Regions from separate parts of the Homo sapiens genome. Here region 1 is linked to region 2. A link is a contact called in ENCODE Hi-C or POLR2A ChIA-PET data. All regions are on one chromosome and are shown on one strand. The core of a region is the stretch at or near the end of the contact, and the rest is flanking DNA. Distances in the headings are between cores, read along the strand shown. Region 1 has its middle 16 kb from the start of HS1BP3-IT1. Region 2 holds the start of SDC1 (syndecan 1).

Region 1 (2,747 bases), core at 124-2,623, 350 kb after region 2:
CCTCTCTAGCTCTGACACTCCAAGACCCTGTTTGGTCTCAACATGCAGCCCAGTTCCCTGGCTGCCCAGCCACACTCTGCCCACATATTTTAGACTCCCAAAGGGTAGTAAGTCCCTCTTGCAGCATCCCTGGAGGCCCCGCCACATGCCAGGTGAGGAGCCAGGCACTGGGGAGAAAGCCACAGTGTGCCTCCTGCCTCCTCCCCTCTCCAGGTTTGTGCCTCAAGGCCCGGCATTCCTTATCCACGGGCCTGGCCCATGTGCCTGGGCTCTTCCACACGGGGGCCTGGCAGCAACGCCTCTGTCTCCTTGGTTCCACCCCCCCCCCCCCCTTCAGGCTACCCCAGCAAGGGAGGACAGGAGCAGCTGGGAAATTAATTTACAATGTGAGTGACTGTTAGGCCCTGATACCCACACATGAGGAGTTGCTTTTTAAAAGGTAGCTATTTATAAAAATGAATGCTTGAGAAGTTCCTGACAGGCAATGGGGGAAGGGGACTGGGGAGGGGGACCTGAAAAACCTGTCCCACCCATTTCCATCTTTGTTTTGTTTTGTTTTGTTTTTTGAGACAGGGTCTTGTTCTCTCCCAGGCTGGAGTGCAGTGGCATGACCGCAGCTCACTGCAACCTCAATCTCCCGATCCTCCTGTTTTAGCCTCCCAAGTAGCTGGGACTACAGGTATATGTCACCATGACTGGCTAATTTTCTTTTAGTTTTTGTAGAGATAGGATCTCACCGTGTTGTCCAGGCTGGTCCTGAACTCCTAGGCTCAAGTGATCCTCCTACCTCGGCCTCCAAAGTGTTCTGGGATTATAGGTGTGAGCCATTGCACCCGGCTATGTGAGGTTTCTTTCTGCTCAATCTTTGCCTAAGTTGTTTCCTTCATATGGACTCTATGTGTTCCTCCTCTTTTCCTGTCCTCAGAGAACCAGCTGGAACCTCACCTCCTCTGAGAAGCCTGCCCAGTACAGCTCCTCCTGCCACTGAGGGCTTAGCTCAGGCGTCCCGTTTTCCATGCTTTGCAGTCTTATCTCCTCTCTGGCCTGAGACCTCCCTGAGGCTCTAGTCTAGAGCCTGAAAATATCAGAGGAGGGCTGGAATCTGCCACATTCTAGCTACACGACCTTCTCTCTAAAGTGGGAACAGGATCGCCTCCCTCATTGTACTGTAAAGTGCCTGGCATATGGCAGGTGCCAACAAATACTGCTACCCCCAGAAGTTCTGAGAGAGACGGAGGCCTTGAATGGTACCCTTAATGGGGCCCACAATCTAGGGACTTTTTATTCCACAACAGAAATGGAAGTTGACCTGTCACACTGAGTCTACACTATTTCTTGGGTCTTGCCTGCCTCCCGGAAGCTGAACTTATCACCAGAGGGACTATGCAGGCTGAAGTTTCTGTTTCTGTTTCGGTTACGTATAGAAGCAGTTGCTTTCTAAGAATTGAAGGACACCTAGTCATATCCTTTTGGTCAGTGGCAAACAAATGATGGGGAACAGAATTCCCACTTACAAATCTTTTCCCATTGGGATGTCTAGGATGGATGGTTCCTGGGAATGCCCTGGGAATTTACCTGGGAAGAGTATTTACAAGGAAATTTATGGGAGAATTTACAAGGGAATTGCCGTTTGAGTTGGGTTTTCAGAGTAAACAAGGGCTTGTCACTGGGCCTAGATGGAGATGTGGGGTGGCCCAGGGCAAGTGAAGGACTTGGGGTTCCAGGGAGATTAAGGACTGGGGGCATGACACACTGATATTCATGTACAATTGAGTTAATATTTCCGTATCGGGGAGGGCCTGGGAGCTGAGTGGGGAGAGGGTGGGAAAGGGGGACCCTCCTGATGGACCCAGGAGGTTCAGTCCCAGCCCAAACCCAGCCCTTCAGAAAGACCCAAGGCTAGTAGGCCTGGACTCCTTAAAAAGCTTCCCAACCATTGGCTGGGGAAGAGCATGATTCTTGGGGTTGTTTTACCCCAAGGGCCTTGTCCAGGGCTTCCTTTGAAACAAGTGCAGCGATCTCCCAGAGAGAAGTTCTAGACCATGCAATCTTCCTGTCTCCCTGCATTTCCTGTGACATGTTAGCGGCTTGGAGGTGTCCCCCCAGCTCCACCAGGGGCATAGGAAGAAAGAGCCTCCAGGCCCAAGGTGAGGGGCACCTCCCAGCACCGCCATCTGGGAGCGTAAGAGTGCCTGTCTGTGGCTGCAGCCTGGGAGGGAGAGAGGGTCCAGAGATGGAGGCAAGCAGAGGCCAGACCAACTCAGGCCGGGTGCATGAGCTGGAATTGCCAGGCCTCTGAACCTCAGGCTAGGTCGCATTCTTGGAGCAGCAGATTAAAGTATGAGGGGGTATTGTCTAAGCTACACTCCCCGGCACTGGGGCTGGATGGGGATTGGGCTTCCAGGGTTCTGTTATACTGATCAGATCAATGATTCATATGCTGATGTATCAGAACCACCTGCAAACACATTTCCAGGCCTGCCTCAGGGCACTCGTTCCTCAAGCCTGTCCAGTGTGACTTCAACCCCCTTCACAGCTGAGTAGGTTGTGGCCAGGGGCCATGGATCTGCAAAGACTGAGTAACGTGCCTGATGTCTCATCATGATCCAGCCGGCTGGGGACCTCTGGCATGGAACACTCCAAGCTGCATCATGTCCCCTCAGGCAACTTGCTGATCCCTGGCAAGGGGTGCAGGAAGCAGGCTCACGTGGCTGTGCCCTTGAATCAGGGCTCGGGAGAGTGGCACA
Region 2 (2,767 bases), core at 50-2,549:
GGCCACGTCCCTCTTTAGTGGAGCGTCAGCCCCGCTGAAGGTGGATGCTGCATCCCACCCAAAGGCCTCTTACAGCCCCGAGCTCCACATCTGCCCCTCTTTTCTCCCAGCTGCACTGGGCGGGCCAAGGGACCCGCCTTCCCTCCGCGCGGCTTCAGCACAAAGCCGAGCCGGGGAGCGGGAGGCCATTCCCGGGTCCCCTCGCGTGGAAGGCGCCTGCGCCTCGGCCGTGCCCGGCACGGGAACGCGCCCTCCGGGGCCAGCTCAACTTCAGCAGCCCAGAAGTTGGGCTCCTCCGGGTCTCCAGCGTTCCGAGGCCAACTTCCCGGAACCTCCCGCTGCCGGGCCGGCTCAGCTCACCTCGAGCCGCCCACGGCAAGCCCGAGGGCCCTGCAGACGCTCGCCCGCGCCCCCCACGCAGCCCTGGCCCGGCTCCCCGGGCCAACGCGGCCGCCTCCCGCTCCCGCGCCGGCCGCGCTGCGCCCAAACTTGCCCTGGCGCAAGGGGCGGGGCGCCCGGGCTCGGCGGCGCTGGGGCGCAAGCCCGCGGGTCTGGTTTGAATTAGGGTCTGCAGGGGGGGCGTTGTGGCCGCGGTCACTGCATCCCCCCGGGTCACCGACGGGGGCCCGGCCGCCGCGGTGGCCGGGGCGAGGAGGGTGGGAACGGGCGACCCCGGGCGCCGCTGTGGGCTGGCGGGCTCCGACAGATGTGGAGACGTTTTACATAATTGAGCGCGGGGCCCCGGCCCCCCACCCTCCCCAGCGCGGGACCGGTGCGGCACCCACCGACAGCGGAGGAAATTGGGGCTGGAGCCCTGGTCTCGGGGCTCACCGTCCCGGGACCCGCTGGGCTAGCGCGGGAAGAAGGGAAGTCTTCGCTCCCCCTCCCCCTCCACGTGCACCCGCCGGCATCCGCGGGTGACCAGTCCCGGCTTCCCGCCGCCTCCCCGCCTGGCCGCCGGCCGCACTCACCGGCAGGGCCGGCTGCAGGCTCAGCGCCAGCGCGCACAGCCAGAGCCAGAGCGCCGCGCGCCTCATGCTGCCCGGACCGGCGGCGGGAGAGCGGCAGGCTGCGCGGGTCGCGGCTGCGGGCCGGCTTCGCGGGTTCCGCTGCTCGATGCTCTCTTGGGCGCCTGCCCAGCGCGCCGCTGTCCCAGGCGAGGGCTGCAGGGTCCGCCGGCTGGAGTCCGCTCTCTACTGCCGGATTCCTCTCCGCTCGGCTCGGATTCGGCCCGCACCTCTCCCGCCGAGCTCCGCCTTATAATAAACCCACAGGCCCTTCCTTAGCCGTTGCAAAAACTGGCCCCCCACCCCCAGCTCCGCCAGGTCTCCCGGCCAGCCCCAGTCCACACCCCCCAGGACCCCGCCCCCCAGCCACCCCTCCCGGCCCCTTCGGAACGCCCCACCCCCGGCCCGCTCCTAAGGTTCTTGCCTGCTTGGCTCCCGCTCCTCCGGTGGCCGAACGTCGCTTTCGGGAGCTGTGGTCCCCGCAAGCCGCGGTTCCCGGCCTTTCAGCTCGGCTGCTCCCTGGGTGGTGGGGCCGAGGCGCACCCCCTTCTGCCCGGGCCCGGAGTGCGGAGGCGCAGCCCGGGAGAGGGGCTGAAGGGGGGCAGGCAGTCCTCGGGCGCGAGTGTGCAGCGCCCTCTGGGCGTGGACGCGGAGCGCGCTCCAGGTGCGCAGGACTCCTAGCTCTCTTGGGGAACGCTTTCTGGGGCAGGGCGGGGACCCGGGGGCGATGGGGCCTTCAACCGACGGGCAAACACACACAGACACACCCCGGCTGTCCTCCAGCTGCGATGCGGCTCGCTGCGCCCCGCCGGCCCAGATTCTCCCGTACGCTCGCGTTCTTCCTGCACTCCACAAAGTGCTGGAGACTTGGGGCCTTAGTTTAAACAGCTGCACCCGCACGGAAGGGCTGCAAGAAAAAGGGGGACGGGGGCGGAGTTCGCAGCGTTTTTCTGTGGAAGACAACGCCCTCTCTCTTCATCTGAGCTAAAAGGAAAAATAAGTAACTTCTTTGTTCCCCGGTGACCTCGGGCACGCGGATCTGAGGAGCACCGTGCAGTTGCTGCTCCTTCGAGATCCCCTGCGAGGCCCTGGGCCTCAGTTCAAAAAGCTGTGGAAGGCCTGCGGGTGTAGGGGAAACGGCCGAGAGAGCAAAGGGGAAGAACCGGACGGGCCCTGCCCACATCTGGCAGGCAGGAGAGATGGTGCCAAACGACCTTCGCACCTGGGCCCTGAGACCAAAGATGGCGTCGTCCTCCCCTGTCTTCCCTAGGCGGAAGGCAAGAACTTGGGTCGGCCTGAGCTGGGGACCAAGAAAATATCGGGAAGTGTCCAGTGTTCCTCTTTAAAAGAATTAAACCTTCCTGGGCCACGCAGGGACTGACCGTGGGACCCTGGACTCTCCTCCACCTTCCACCGTGGAGCAGGCTCTGGAGCCGAGCAGCCTCCTGCGTCCCCATCTCATCCCCCCACTCCTCCTCACAGCACTAAAAGATGATGGCCTGCTTGTACCCCTGCTCCTGAGCACCTGTTTGACCTCAAAGAGCTCTCGCTTTTGGGGTGTCCGTCTCCCCAAGTCTGTCTAGGGGGCAGGAAGACCTTCATCAGGGTTCTTGGGGGCCGATGTGGGCTCGCTGAGTGCCTGAGTGATGGATGGTCTCACAGCACGGCACCACGGAGGTCCAGCCGAGCTCGAGGAGTCCCTGTGGATTAAAAATGCCCTTTTCGAAGGTTCTACCTCTACCAGAGGGTGGCTCCACAGA

The links. Hi-C counts contacts between places; a loop is a spot of excess contacts on that map. ChIA-PET counts read pairs that join two places held with the same protein, here RNA polymerase II (POLR2A). Pooled maps may share reads with other maps.
Region 1: a map with no recorded cell type shows a loop between it and region 2 (2.4-fold over the local background). The contact joins the enhancer-like site here to the promoter of SDC1 in region 2. A Hi-C loop is called at or near these places in 1 of 168 maps with a recorded cell type or tissue (mammary epithelial cell), 2 of 37 single-sample maps with no recorded cell type and 2 of 50 pooled maps. POLR2A ChIA-PET finds 5 or more read pairs at or near these places in 2 of 52 experiments (PC-9 and WTC11).

Annotation. Positions count from the first base shown.
Region 1 is chr2:20,575,443-20,578,189 of GRCh38, forward strand. It overlaps a transcript of HS1BP3 not described here. Among named protein-coding and RNA genes, the nearest start is that of HS1BP3-IT1, 16 kb to the right of the region's middle. RefSeq lists enhancers at 1-222, 1,330-1,469. Within about 2 kb of position 1,374, at least 10 of the 41 ENCODE cell types and tissues checked have a DNase peak (open chromatin) inside an H3K27ac peak, as active enhancers do.
Region 2 is chr2:20,223,831-20,226,597 of GRCh38, forward strand. SDC1 (syndecan 1) reads right to left here and starts at 1,300. Exons shown (of 5, transcript NM_002997.5): 1 at 972-1,300. The coding sequence starts at 1,037. RefSeq lists silencers at 277-736, 757-816, 857-1,276, 1,337-1,716 and enhancers at 1,268-1,947, 1,948-2,627.